2 separate regions of the Homo sapiens genome follow, and region 1 is linked to region 2. A link is a contact called in ENCODE POLR2A ChIA-PET data. All regions are on one chromosome and are shown on one strand. Each heading gives the region's core, a stretch centred on a gene start or an enhancer-like site at or near the end of the contact. The rest is flanking DNA. Distances are from core to core; before and after follow the strand shown.

Region 1 (7,476 bases), core at 2,227-4,726, 120 kb after region 2:
GCAAAGGAAGGGTTCAGTGAGGGATTGCAAAGGAAGGGTTCATTGAGGGATTGCAAAGGAAGGATTCACTGAGGGATTGCAAAGGAAGGATTCATAGACCAGAACTTTGACATGGGATCTGTCCAGCAGAAAAGGTAGGGTAGGGCATTTTTGCAGAGAATGTGATGGACAAACACATGAAGGCACAGTTAATAATTTAATATGGACAAACTAAGGGTGGCATCCCTGTAGCAGACATGGGAATTGTTACCACCCAACAAAGAATCCTCCTTCTTTGAGTATTAATTCACTGATTTCCTCAGGGGAGCTATTTCACCACACCCAACTTTCAGTCCCCATGATTGGATGGGACTGGGTATATCACTCAGCCTGACAATTCATCAGAGAGATTTACTCAGAAATTGGCATGTTACCCATTCTAGGCCAATGAGAGGGGGTCCTGAGATTTTTGCTAGAACTCTTGGAAAAGAAGCATTTTCTTTCTCTGTCAGGATTGTAGAATAACTGTAGGTGGATGTTCAGTATATTAGATTATTTGTTTGTTTGCCTGTTTGTTTATATGCATTGAGTAAAATCAGAAAGAAGTATCTTAAAATATTGACATCAATGAATTTTTGGTGGTGGGATAATGATGACATTTATGGTTTTTGTACATTTACATATTATTTATATTTTCTACAAATTTATTATATTTATATTAAAATATATTTTTTTCTTTCTTTTATTTTTCTGAGACAGAGTCTCATTCTGTCACCCAGGCTGGAGTACAGTGGTGTGATCTCAGCTCACTGCAGCCTCTGCCTCCCAGGTTCAAGTGATTCTCATGCCTCAGCCTCCGGAGTAGCTGGGATTACAGGTGTGCACCTCCACACTTGGCTATTTTTTTTGTGTTTTTAATAGAGATGGGGTTTTGCCATGTTGGCCAGGCTGGTCTCTAACTCCTAGCCTCAAGTGATCCACCTGCCTAAGCCTCCCAAAGTGCTGGGATTACAGGCATGAGCCACCAAGCCCTGGCAGATTTTTTTTTTTTTTTTTTTTTTTTTTGATACAGACTCTCACTCTGTTACCCAGGCTGGAGTGAAGTGGTGCGATCTCAGGTCACTGCAGCCTCCACCTCCCAGGTTCAAGTGATTCTCCTGCCTCAGCCTCCCAGGTAGTGGGGATTACAAGTGTGTGCCACCACTCCTGGCTAAATTTTGCATTTTTAGTAGAGACGGGGTTTCACCACATTAGCTAGTCTGGTCTCGAACTCCTGGCCTCACGTGATCCACCCACTTTGGCCTCCCAGGGTGCTGGGATTACAGGCATGAGCCACTGCCCAAAATGGATTTTGATGTTATAAATTATTATTTTAAAACTATTTTAGGCTGGGCGCTGTGGCTCACGCCTGTAATCCCAGCACTTTGGGAGGCCGAGGTGGGTGGATCACCTGAGGTCAGGAGTTCGAGACCAGCCTGACCAACATAGTGAAACCCCATCTCTACTAAAAATACAAAATTAGCCAGGCGTGGTGGCGCATGCCTGTAATCCCAGCTACTTGGGAGGCTGAGGCAGGAGAATCACTTGAATCCGGGAGGCGGAGGTTGCAGTGAACGAAGATGGCGCCATTGCACTCCAGCCTGGGCAATAAGAGCAAAACTTAGTCTCAAAAAAAAAAGTTATAATACATTATAAAACAATATACATATGTACCATAATATATGTTTATGTTTATAATTTTATATAAATAATAGATTCATGTAATTTTTACATTAATATAGAACAGAAGTGCTTTAAGCCCCAAATGCCCATTTATTCCTTCCCTTGGTTCCAGTTTTAAACCCAACTCCTGAAACCTGGCGGGACCTGCATCCTGAATCCCAGGTTAATCCAGTTTCCTATAAAAACTTTTTCAAAAGAAAGCATTTTACCTTTTCAAAGTCAGGTAGTTAGCAAAAAGAGACATTTCAAAGTAAAACATTTAGGAACTAAGAGGTTACACTGGCGCCCCGTTAGACCTCAGTCCTCCTTTTAGCACAGAGGGTGGAAAGATGCGTGGGGCTCTGTTCTCAGGATGGGCTCTGACTCCAGGCCGGCTGTGGCAGGGGGACCAGGGGTGGCCGTGCCTCTTTGACCTGACTTTGTAGTCCTTTTAGGAAGAGCTCAGTGGGTTGTTGAACTGGCGTGGATGCCCTTGGTAGCCCTGCCAGAGAGAGGAATAGGACACAACCCCCACCCATCCTCCTGTCACCTGCCTTCACACTCACAGTCCCTTCAGTCACCAAACGGGAACAGCACAGCTCGGCCCTGCCTGGGTTTCCTCTCCCCTTGTTTGCAAGGACTCCTGAGAATTCACACACATCCTGGGTGTCCTCCCTGCCAGTCACCAGCTCAATCCTGCTGGTGCCCACTGCAGAAACAGACCCCTCTCTTTTTTTTTTTTTTTTTTTTTTTGAGATGAAGTCTTACTCTGTCACCCAGGCTGGAGTGCAGTGGCGCCATCTCAGCTCACTGCTATCTCCACCTCCTGGGTTAAAGCGATTCTTCTGCCTCAGTCTCCCGAGTAGCTAGGATTACAGGCTCCTGCCACCACACTCAGCTAATTTTTTTGTATTTTTAGTAGAGACAGGGTTTCACCATGTTGGCCAGGCTGGTCTCGAACTCCTGACCTCAAGCGATCCGCCCGTCTCGGCCTTCCAAATTGTTGGGATTATAGGTGTGAGCCACCATGCCCAGCCCAAGCCCCTCTCTTAAGTTCTCCAAGCACAGCTTTAACAAAACTCCCCATAACCTCTGCAGAGATGCCATTCTCTCTCAAAGAAAGCCACATTTTACAGTGACTAAGAGGAGCCTGTGGCCTCACGTTGTCCTGCATTGCACTGTCTCCTTTCCAGAAAAGGTTCACGTTTTATCCTTGCATAACCCAAAGACCTATTAAAATCTTTTCCTAAAAACAAAAGGGATTATTCCCACAAGAGCAAGTTGCTTCCACCTCCACCGGAGACAAAGAAATTGGAATCAAAACCCCAAGCCCATGTGGCTCAGAATAGCAGTTTGCTCTTTTTTTCTTGCCATTGCTTTTTTCAAAAATAGCGGAGGCCATTTTTTGCACACCACATTCTATACCTGTTTGGAAACCAAAGGCTGAGTCTGAAAGAGGGTCAGGGACTGGGCTGGGAAGGGAAGGCTGCAGGAGAGACTCAGGAAGAGGGAGTGAGGTCAATGAACACAGCAACCGCCAGTTTTTCCAAGACTGAGACCTTTTATCGTGGAGTCAGATGTGGGGAGAGGGGGCCAGGCGTCAGCTAGCTGTGGGATCACGGGCAAGTCTTGGAGGTGCCTCTTCCAGCTTCAAATCTCTGTGTACTTTGGGGAGGCAGGGGGTTTGCTTCCCAGGTGCAGGCTTGCACCTGCCTCTTTCTGGATTGCATCAGAGCTGCTCAGGACTCATTTCCCCACCCCCACAGGCGCCTACAGCTCCCTCCCCCTCCCATAACTTATTAGCTACAGATAACATCCCTTTGTTCTCCCAGTGACTCCACACCCACAGAAGGAGAGGGGGATGAAGAAATCTGCCAGGAGGGTGCCTCCCGCCAGTATCTGATGAAGGTAAGAGGTAAGAGGCTGCCCGTTTACTGCTTGTGCCTTCCAGGGAAGCTTCTTCCCCAGGGCCACTACCCGTTTCGGGAGGCGTTTCTGGGCTAGGCTTCCTGGCAGGGGAGGCTCTCAGGCACTGGGGCCGCTGAGGGTATGTGGTGAAGCGCTTGGCTTGGAAATCTTTGCCTTAGGGACTCATTAAGAATTTTTTCAGGGAATCCTCGTCGGGTGTCTTCCAATGGCTTCCCACCAGGTTACAGTCAGGCCGAAACTTCTTTTTTTTTTTTTGAGATGGAGTCTCGCTCTGTCGCCCAGGCTGGAGTGCAGTGGCGCGATCTCGGCTCACTGCAAGCTCCGCCTCCCAGGTTCACAGCATTCTCCTGCCTCAGCCACCCGCGTGCCCGGCATGGCCCAAACTTCTTAGCCTTTTTTGCCAGTCCTTTTCCCAGACCCACTGAGCTCCAGTTACATAGAACCACGTGCGATTTCCTTGAAAATATTATGCATTTTCATGCTTCCGTGACTACTTTGCATATGCTGTTTCCTTTGCCTGGAGTGCCCCCTACCACTTCTCTTCTTAAAGAACTCCTATTCATCCTTCAAGACCCTACTCAAAAGTCAGGTTCTTTTTCAAAGCCTTGCTTGACTTCTCAGACAGGGTGGGATGCTCTGTGCTCTAGGCACAGGGTTCCTTCCCTGGCTCATCTGGGATTAGGGTAATTATTAGAATTTACATGTTTATCTTCCTTCTAGTTGTTCCTCCAGGGCAGGGACTGTCATTCACCTTTGCAAATGTGGTGTACAGCACAGTGCCAGGCCCTCGTAATTCCTCAGCCAGTATTTGTGGCAGGATAAACACAATTTCTTCTGGATTTATTGTAATTTTGAGTAGCATTAAGAGAATGCTTTTGTCTCTGTGGACATTCCCTGGCCTCCAGTGGCATCTCTCCAGACAAAGGTCACATATTTGTGAATCTGTATATTCACACAGCATCAGCATGTCACTTCTCAGGTATTTTACATCTGATTTATTTATTTTACACATTAACCCTATGGGTGGTTGTTATTGTTGCCATCATAAAATAAAGAGATCGAGATGCTAAGAGATTAAGTACCATGTTCAAGGTATCAGCACTTGGATGGCAGAGCTGGGACCTGAAACCAGGTATTCTGGCTGCAAAATCTTTTATCTACATCTGAGTTTCTGAGTAAGTGGTCTTTGAATCAGTAGGTCAGCGTCCCCTGGGGACTTGTTAGACAACCCAAAACTCCAAGGGTGGGGCCCAGCAATCTGTTTCAACCAGCCCTGCAGGTCATTCTATCCTCAAGTTAACACTGGCCTGTGCCACAGCTGCTCCAGTAGCTGTCCACAGCCATGGGAGGGCGCTCCAAGGCCGACTTTCACCACTGGGAACCTGTCAGGCACAGCAGAAGGCAAGAAAATGCATGAACTGGGAATTAGGCGGCAGAGTTCTAGTCCTGCCAGTTCTGCAATTATTGGTTGAGTGATTTGGAGCACATTATTTAATGTTTAACCTCCCTGGGCCTCAGTTTTCTCATCTGTAAAATGAGGATGATGACTAAATGTTCTCATCTCTAATTTCCCTTTAAATTCTGTTATTCAGCTCTCCTTTGGAGTAATATGTTGTCTGTGCCAAGGATGGAATGAAAACAGAGTATGATGGCTCATCTTGACTTTTTCCTTACTTACAAATGGAGAGCCCCAAAGTCCAAATCCTTGGACCAGCTATCCCCCAACTTCCTCCTTAGGGGCAGAAGGTGAGAGCAAGCAAACATTTGAGTTGATTCATGAAACTTTACTGGGCAAAGAATAGAAAATGTTGGTTTGGACCCTCCTTCACTATCTGGGGCCCCTCCACATGAGCTCCTTCACCGATCCGTCTCCTTCAGCTGCTTCCCCACTGTGACTCTACCAGCCCCTCTCTATCCCCCCTTCAAGCCTGAGCACTTTCCCTGCACCCCCACCTGGAGTTGCCCAATTCACATGCTCTTGTTTATTCACTGCTCTTCTGAGGAAGGGTGGGGTTGGTGTCAGGGTGACTTACTAGGTTTGACAGGGGCTTGGTGGCCTCATGGGGAGCCCCTCAGACGCTGGCTTCACATGGCCCCTCCTGCTGGCTTCACATGGACCCAACGGCCCTCCCTGGAGCCCACCTCACAGTGGATGGGACTGTACCTACTGGGCACTGGTGGGGCCCAGCATTCAGCTGACGGCTGAAAAAACCTCCGGTCTACATTGGGCTAAAAGGGAGGAAGAATGTTTCTTGCCCTTTTGAGATGTTTGCAAAAATCCCCAAAAAGCAATTGTGTTGTCAGAGTACAGCCTTGAATCAGAAAGGTGGTTAGAAGAATTTTAATCACCCAGGAGCTTGGCATCAACATAAGAACATGGCTGATACTCAAGTCCAGAGAGACTAGGAGAACTGGGGAGTTTCAGAAGTTGGTCAAAGAACGTGTTGCCTTTGGCAAAACCACACGTGTCAAACAATCCGAGTGTCTAATCAATCTGTATCGCTCTCAGAGAGACTTTCAGCACAAGGTTTCAGAAGCCAGGAAAAGCCTAATAATGTAGGACATCAGGTGTCCCCAGCAACCCTGGGGTGAAAAGCCAAAGAAGGTGGTTCTTAAACAAGGGCTTGGCCAGGCCCAGTGGCTCACACCTGTAATCCCAGCACTTTGGGAGGCCAAGACGGGCAGATCATGAGGTCATGAGATCGAGACCATCCTGGCTAAAACGGTGAAACCCCGTCTCTACTAAAAATACAAAAAATTAGGTGGGCATGGTGGCGGGCGCCTGTAGTCCCAGCTACTCGGGAGGCTGAGGCAGGAGAATGGTGTGAACCCGGGAGGCGGAGCTTGCAGTGAGCCGAGATCGCGCCATTGCACTCCAGCCTGGGTGACAGAGCGAGACTCCGTCTCAAAACAAACAAACAAACAAACAACAAGGGCTCTGGGAAGACCGGAAGCCAATGTCGACTCCTCCTCAGTTGAAGGTCACCGAGGCTGCATTTCTCAGCTGCAAGTGACCAGGGAAGCTGACCACCCCTTAGATGATCAGTGGAACAACATGTTGATAAGAATATGTGTGTAAAGTTGTGTGCAGTTACGGTTTCTGTGCCTTTTAAATCAATACACATTGTCTCAACCTAGTACCCTGGAGTCCCATGTCAACACCTTCTGCTGATGGCTGCTTTCTTGACCCATTCTGAGCACCCCAAAGTGGGCCTGGTAATTGAGTTCAACCGGGAACCTGCTGACCTGCCTCAGCAGTCTTGGAACTTCCCAGGATCCCAGGGGGCTTGGAAGCCTGGGGACCACCCAGGCGTGGATTAGGATTCCTGGACTGCTCCAGCATGGGCCCCTCTCCCTCCCCACAGTCAGCACCTGTCCCATCTCAGCCTGAAATTGGCCTGCTTTCCTCCAAGACTTGGATCGAAAGACTCTTCTGCACATGTTCAAAATGTATTTCAACTCCTTAGAGTCTCCTAAGCCTCCCATTGCCAAGCCCCTGTGACTTCACAGACACTGAGCACTCATCTCTGGTGCTGTCTTCTACCCAAAGAGTGGCCACATCTGAACATGCTGGTCCTTTAGCTCTCTGTTGTGCAGGAGTGAGGAGACACGGGCTGTAGTCTCAGCATGCTGATGCAGTCTAGCTGTGGGCCCTTCGGCAGGTCACTTTACTTCTCTGGGCCTCAGTTTTATCATGTGTAAAATGAGAATGTTGCTTTAGATGCCCTCTGAGATCTTCCAACTCTAACATTCTGAGATTCTGGGGGCCGCCCTGGCCGAAACAGGTTCAGAGGTGCTGCACATCACCCCACACATAGCCATGAGGACATAGGAGAGAGTCCATGTAGTGTCAGGACAGTGGGGAAG
Region 2 (7,717 bases), core at 4,994-7,493:
TACTACCTTTTCAAATTCTGAAAGGCTATTACCACTTTAACTCTTTGTGCTCCTCCAAATAGCTTTAAAATGTGGGCTTTTGTGAAGACCACTTTCAAACAAGGGAGCACTGAAACCTGAATTGGATACTGCCAGAATAGGTAGTTTTGAAACAAGTTAAGGACATGGTATATGCACTCTGCATTTTCATTGGCAGTGTGCCCTTAAAGCCCTTTCAGTAGATGAGGGTTGTCAGGGAGGAGAAATGAAGAAGCTATGTTAATTTCTGGTGAGTAAGACCTGGGGAATGTTTGGCAATGACAAAAGAAATAAATGACTCTCAGAAAGATGTTTCCAGTGTTCTTTGACGCCGACCTGCTGCATGACTCCTTGACACTGTATGGGGGTAAGAAGATGGCTAGAGATGGGGGTGAGTTTGAAATAAATTCCACATGCAGTTGTCTCAGTAATTCTTTGGTTCATGAATTATGCTGGTTAAAATGAGTAGTTTGAGATTAAAGTGAATTAGTATAGGAAACTTGCCCAGTTTCATCCAGGGACCTCTTGCAGGCATTCCTTTCGTTTTTCCTGACCAAGACCAGGGATCAGCAGGACTCAGTATAGACTATTCTAATCACAGTATTGAGTTTTAAAGTTTTTTTAAAAAAAATTCATTAGACTAACAAACTAAGTTTGACAGTATTATGAACTTTCATACATGGTTTGGAATGCAAATTGGTACAATCACTTCAAAAGTGATTTGGCAGTATCTAGCAGAGTTGAAGATATGTACCCGAAGACTTAGCAGTTTCTCTCCTGGGTATACACAGAGTAACTCCTTTTGTCTAGGCGTACCAAGAGACACAAAAAAGAATGATTATTGCAGTACAGTTTACAGTAGAGAAATACTGAAAACAAGTATCAGAGATCTACTTTCACCTTTGCAAATTATGGGATTATAGAACAAATGGCTAGACTGTATATTTCCTAGTTATCCCCCTTCCCTCCACTCTCTCTAGTGAAGGAGAAGCCAGCTAACTCCTCTCCCATGGAATGTGAGTGGAGTGATGAATGCCACTTGCAGGTTAGAACTTTTGAGTGGGTGTACCTCCAAGCTTTCTTTACCCTTCTTCTGGCTAAATGCAGATGATGATGGGGCCCTAGGAGATGGAAGAACACAAAATGGAAGATATCTTGACCCCCTGAATCACCTGTTGAAGGAGAGCCACTTGCCAACCAGGAACATGTATCTGAGACTATTAAGTGAGCAAGAAATAAATGTCTGTTATTTGAGACATTATACATTCTTGGGTCTCTTTGTTAGCCTACTCTAATACACAATAATTATCCATTATCAGAATGGATAAATTGTGATATAGTCATACAGTAGAATACTATACAAGCTATAAAATTGAGTAGGGTTTCTCGTATCATCATGAATATGTCTCAATGTCTGGGGCCAGGCACAGTGGCTCACACCTGTAATCCTAACGTTTTGGGAGGCTGAGGCTGGAGGATCGCTTGAGCTCAGGAGTTCTAGACCAACCTGGGCAATGTGATGAAATCTCATCTCTACAAAAAAATTAAAAAAATTAGCTGGGCATTGTGGTGTGCACCTATAGTCCCAGCTAGTTGGGAGGCCGAGATGGGAGGACTTCTTGGGTCCAGGAGGTCAAGATGCTGCTATGAGCTGTGATCACACTACTGCACTCCAGCCTGCGTGACACAGTGAGACCGTCTAAAAAAATACAAAGAATATTCTGCACATCTCCTTAAAAGAGAACATTTTAGAAATTTACTCTTGCTTCATCTCTCTCTTCTTATAGCAAATCCATTAGCAAGTCCTGCCTACCACCAACTACATTTTGAATCTGTTCACTCTACTTCTGCCATTCCAATCTAAGCCATCATTACCTCTTGCCTAGACTACAGTATCTTCGTAATTGGTTTCCTTCCACTTTTTTCTGGCTTGGATACACTCCACATAACAGTTGTAGTTTTTAAAATTAGGTAAATCAGACCTCATTCACCTGCTAAAGGCCCTCGGTGCCTAAACTCCTGCTAGCCTTAATAGCCTCATCTTCCTTTCCTCCACTCATGTTCTGTGACCATTCCTCAACTATACTTTACATACACACCTTTCTGTTCCTTGAACCTACCAAGCTTATTGCCATCTTAAGGCATTTGCATTCACTGTTGCCTCTGCCTAGAATAGTTTCTTCCCCAGTTTTTGCATTGTAGGCTTCATTTTAGCAATCATAGGTCTTAAATTTCACCTCAGAGGTCTTTTCCATCTAAACTCACTTTCTGTAACATAACCCTGTGTAATTTTCTAAATAGCAAAGCAGACAAAATGCAGATTGAAATCTTAGTTGGCCAACTTGCTGCTTACTTAGAGGTATGGATTTCAAGGTATGAAATCAGTTATCATTCAACTTTTAATGTCTTCAAGCCCTCACTCTGGAAGGGACAGCCACAAGCAGTATACCATATCCATTACCTGGGATGATAAGTAAAAATGAACTGAGATCAGGTGGAAGTTACCCACTCTTGAATTAGATAATTGGGACACCAGTGGCAGGAGGGGAATTAACAGAACTAATATGCTTCCTACTTTCCAACTTTTTATCAGCCTTAGAAATACATTGTCTTAGGGTTTTTACGTCCACAGAGACTAAGCCTTCAAGTTTGTCTTGGATACCATGCTTTCCTTGTTCAGTGTTTCTGTATTTTCAGCTCACAAATTGAGATTTAGGTTAAAGTACCTGTATGCTAAAATCCTAATTTCTGCATTAAAACTAGTTTTTATTATTTGCACATGTGAATAAGACATTTAAGAGTGGTAACAGAAGAGTGATGAAGTAGAAAATGTGTTACATTGGAACAGTAATAAAATCAGTGGATAAATGTTTTTATTTAATAACATTGTTTAATAAAAAACTACATATTTAACAGAAAAGTTGTTAAAGCTACAAGGTAAAGGCACATTGAAGGAGAATGCTTTTTAAATCCAATTTTCAGGGAATTCACTTTACATGTAAATAAAGCAGAAAATGCAGGAAAATTATTTTGAAGTTTTTCATCACTTAACAATTTCTGGGAAACAAAGTTCATCCTATTTTCCCATAGAGGACCCCTGTTAAAATATAAGATTATATTCCCCTATACTAGGATTCAGCATTCAAATAAATCACTAGTCCAACTTCAATGTCGTAGAACCCAAAAAAAATATAACTATCCTAAAAATATATAATTTAAAATATAATTTATAGTTATACTAAATGGGAATAAACATATGGCACACATTAATTACAAAGGATACTTCATGTACTAGAAAGTGCACCTGTAAGAAAATTAATAAATGACCTAAAACTAAAGCATTTAGGATAACAAACATCATTTTACTTGCTATCTTTTAGAATGCTGCTAGGGAAATCGATGGCACTTAAAAAAAAAGTTGTCCAAATATTTCAACTTTTTTTGGATACGTTTTCCTGAAATAAGTGGAGGCATTCAGTCACCTCAATGCTACAGGTGTTTCTTCAAATAAAACATTTTCAAAAGTAAGAGCTGACCTAATATATGTCTCCTTCATCTTTTCTTACCTTCTCAAACTTGTAGGGGCTTAGCATCAGATGAAAGGTCACTCTGCCTAGCACTTACTGGACTTGCTGTTATCAGAATGCTTTTTCACTCATGAGAAAACTAGAAGGAGCTACCTGGTCACTGGCACAAACTCACAAAGAGCTTGTAAAAACTGCTTTTGTCTGCTAAGTTGGTCAAAAGGAATGAGGATAAACTGGCAGAACGCTATTCAAAGTCTATTTGGAATGCTATCCTTAAAGGTACTTTCTCTATAAAGAAATACAATTTAGCTAGATGAAATAAATCACAACTGTTTTCACTTCCTTAGGTTGGTTTCCTTTAGCTAGTTTGATGTATGGTAAATGGCTAGGTTAGGGTCATGTGTTAGGTTAACTGGAGGTTTGTGGAATAGCTTATTAACGAGTATTTAAAGAAAAAGCTAGTTAAGGGAAGCTGGTTACCAAATATCTAGTAGGACTGTTGGATAAAACCATCTAATCCTTCACTCCAACACATCATGATGGAGATTTTACAATAGCAATCTGGAATCCAACAGCCTTTCTAACCAGGTTAATGTAGCACTTAAGAGTACTTGCTCCAGTTCTTATTTAATCAGTGTTATTTTAGAAGTTACTTTGGATTAATCCTTGATTTGGTGCCTTGGGGAAGACTGGGTGTGGTCTTTGGAACATCCTGTCTATTTAGGCACTGATTATGACTTCCTTGCAGTCTCTGCCTCGCCTGGATTAAGGACTCCAGATACCACTGTTCCTGCTGCAGCTGCTGCTTCCTGTTTTCTAAGTGGCTTTGAGTAGCCGTTAGTTTCTGGGCTTGCTCAATTAGCTGCAGTAATTCCTTCTTGAACTGCTGGTTCTCTCTGTTGATGCCACAGGAGTATTCAAAAATAAACCGCTTTGCTGCCAACTTCAAGGCCTGGGCCTTCATATTAAGCTCTCTTCTTTTTCTCTTTCCCAGTAGCCTCCTGTCTGGCTCGCTCAGTTGTTTCTCCAGTAATCTTTTCTCCTGGAGGAGCTGGGCCTGTACTTCCCGTGTCTTTGAAGCTGTCTCAGCTTGGACTTTCTTTGTCTCCTCCTGTAATGTCTGTATTTCTTTCTCCTGCTTTTCCTTTAATATAGCAATGTCCCTCATTGCCTGCAACTTCCGCTTCAAACTGGATTGGATATTTTCCTTTTGCAAGAGCGCTGTTTTAAGCACTGAAATTTGTTCTGCATATCTGGAGGCTGATTCTTGTCTTCTTCGTTCAATCTCTCCACTTTTTTGTAAATAGCTGTTCCATACCTTCTCAGGTTGCTCTGTGTACTCTTCAGTTTTGTTAGTCAGGTATTCCAGAAAGAATCTGTTTTCAGCCTGGACAAGTAACTTTTCTCGGTGTAGCTCCCTGGATTCCTCCAGTAGCTGTTTCCGCTGGGTTTGAGCTTGTTTTATATGCTTGTTCAGATCCGTCATTTCCGCCACTATCTTTTCTTTAAGCCTTGTCTCTACCTTTGTTAGCTTCTCTGGCTTGACAAAATTATTTATTAGACTATGATACGGTGGAAGGAGCCTTCTGGGGCCCTCAGCAAACCTGAAAGAACAAACGAGACATTCCTCTGTCAGTTAATGAAACTTTAGGAAGTAAGTGCACAACTGTCCTTCATTCATACAAGAGAATATTTCTGAGCACCAGAATGTTCCAGACATTATGCAAGGTGTGGGGAATCCAGCTAGTGGTAAAGGATGAGGAATGTAGCTCGTCATTTACAACGTGCATTCACTACAACCCTGGGAGGTATTACCTCAGTTTTAAAAAAGGAGAAAACAGGTTCAGAGAGTTTAAGTGACTTGCCCATGACTCACACCACTAGCAAGTGGCAGAGCCTGGGTATTAAAGCCAGATCTTATGACTTACTGAACACTGTTTGCAGCTACAAAGGGTCACAGAAACAGACTGGGTGGTCAGGAGTAGAAATAATTTTCTAGGCTCTTTCATCATCTTTCCTGAGTTTCTGAGGGACCTTCAGTGACTGGAGGGGAGGAAGCTCCCCTCCAGTACCTACTTGCACCTGGAATCCAAGCATTCATCCTGAAGGTCACGGCAACTGTGTAGTTCACTGAGGGTGACTGCCAAGGAATGAGCGCTAGCATCAGGAACCTGCGTCTGCAACTCGCGGGAACAATGTGCAAGTGTGGAAAGCTCCCGTAGTTTATTCGTTCGGTGCTCAAAGGGTCTCGGTGCTGCCCAGCAACCCTGGAGACTGCACCCTGCTCCAGTCCCGGCTGGTCCAGCCCTGAACTGTTTAACCGCCTCGGCTACCGAATAAGCCCGAGCAGCCGGTCCTCCAGTGGCTCCGCTCCCCGTTCTCTGTGGGCTCAAAATGACAGGCATGCTCCTCGTTTTCTTGCTGTGTGAGCCCTGCCCTCGGGACCCCATCTCTTCTGGCCTTCCTCCGGGAGACAAAAGCCCTCCCAGGCTGCAGAGATCAGCGCCCTTTTCCTAGCTCCCTTCAGCCTTCCTCTCGCTTGCTCAGCGCCCCCACTTCCTCGCCACTGTCACTAGTTGACTCATCAGCCCTGCCCGACGCTAAGAAGATGCCCTGGCAACCGCCGCGCCCCTCACCCGCTCCTTTCTGACGCTGTGGTGGTTTTCGTTCGCAGCCCAGAACATTGCGGAAGTTTCTCTACCCATGCGGTGTCTCTATGGTCGGGTGGGTGGGGCCAGGAGGAAGATGGCGGCGTCCGCAGCTGCCGCTGAGCTCCAGGCTTCTGGGGGTCCGCGGCACCCAGTGTGTCTGTTGGTGTTGGGAATGGCGGGATCCGGGAAAACCACTTTTGTACAGGTGACGTACACAGCATGGGTGTAGTAGGGGAGCGCAAAAGGTTGCCTCCGGCAGGCGGAAGGCCAGGAAGAAAGGGAGGGAAGAGGATTTGGAGGGTACCGGCGCATGGCTTTCGGGGGCTTCCCATCAACTTTAGTTCCTTCCCCGGCAAAGCCTCCTCGGGCCCTAGCCAGGTTAATTAAGGCTCTCTTCTGCGCACCTTCAGGGCATACTCGGTCCAGCTTACCACGTTGTACAGGAATTGTCTTGCTGATAAAATTGCGTTTCTCGGAGGCAAGTTACAAGTAACTTTAAAGATTAATACAGTGCTAGCACACAGGTTTTGGTGAAGATTTGCCAAATATTTCTTGCACGCCTGTCATGTTCCATTCACTGGGGATATAGCGAAAATGAGGTTGACAAGATTCATTCGTGGGGCCAAATATTTAATGGAGGAGATAGAGAAAACCCACATACGAAGAATCAAAACAAGTAAACAAGTGACTACGAGTAGGGGAAGCTTTGTTAGATGGGTGATGAAGAAAGGTAGCATTTGAACTGAGAGTTGTATCTTGGAGGTGGACATGGTGGATATTTCAGGTAGAAGAAAATCTAAGTGCAATATTCTTAAGGCATGGGTGTTAAAGGAATGGAAGTTCTCTCTTGTCCCCTCTTTGTCTCCTTCCAACCCTCTCCCCATATCTCTGCAGAGGCTCACAGGACACCTGCATGCCCAAGGCACTCCACCGTATGTGATCAACCTGGATCCAGCAGTACATGAAGTTCCCTTTCCTGCCAATATTGGTGAGTAAACCAGTAACATAACTTGTGTGCAGTGCTTTAAAGAGAATGGAAAAGGCCAGGCGTGGTGGCTCACGGCTGTAATCTCAGCACTTTGGGAGGCCGAGGCAGGTAGATCACGAGGTCAGGAGTTCAAGACCAGCCTGGCCAAGATGGTGAAACTCCATCTCTACTAAAAATACAAAAAATTAGCCAGGCACGGTGGCAGGCACCTGTAATTCCAGCTACTCGGGAGGCTGAGGCAGGAGAGTTGCTTGAACCCGGGTGGCAGAGGTTGCAGTGAGCCAAGATCGTGCCACTGCACTCCAGCCTGGTCAATAGAGTGAGACTCTGTAAAGCCTCCAGCCTGCCAGTCTTCAGTGCCTTCTTTTTTCATGTTTTCTAAACTATCTACTTTCATTTCCTTTGGATTTGCTTGCATTCCTAAACAGCTTAGGTTTTTTTTTTTTTTTTTTTTTTTTTAGACAGAGTCTCTGTCACCCAGGCCAGAGTGCAGTGGCGTGATTCACAGGTCACTGCAGCCTCAACATCCCAGG

The links. ChIA-PET counts read pairs that join two places held with the same protein, here RNA polymerase II (POLR2A).
Region 1: POLR2A ChIA-PET joins it to region 2 with 10 read pairs in Caco-2. The contact joins the enhancer-like site here to the promoter of CCDC121 in region 2. POLR2A ChIA-PET finds 5 or more read pairs at or near these places in 2 of 52 experiments (Caco-2 and common myeloid progenitor, CD34-positive).

The regions. Positions count from the first base shown.
Region 1 is chr2:27,749,360-27,756,835 of GRCh38, forward strand. No RefSeq gene overlaps it. Among named protein-coding and RNA genes, the nearest start is that of MRPL33, 19 kb to the right of the region's middle. RefSeq lists a silencer at 1-9 and an enhancer at 3,261-3,879. Within about 2 kb of position 3,477, at least 9 of the 41 ENCODE cell types and tissues checked have a DNase peak (open chromatin) inside an H3K27ac peak, as active enhancers do.
Region 2 is chr2:27,622,769-27,630,485 of GRCh38, forward strand. It overlaps CCDC121 (coiled-coil domain containing 121), which reads right to left and starts at 6,244. Exons shown (of 2, transcript NM_024584.5): 1 at 6,182-6,244; 2 at 2,870-5,149. The coding sequence starts at 5,031. The coding sequence ends at 4,195. GPN1 (GPN-loop GTPase 1) reads left to right here and starts at 6,282. Exons shown (of 14, transcript NM_007266.4): 1 at 6,282-6,401; 2 at 7,091-7,184. The coding sequence starts at 6,291. ZNF512 (zinc finger protein 512) reads left to right here. Exons shown (of 14, transcript NM_032434.4): 14 at 1-449. RefSeq lists a silencer at 5,214-5,508 and enhancers at 5,957-6,016, 6,077-6,386, 6,427-6,526.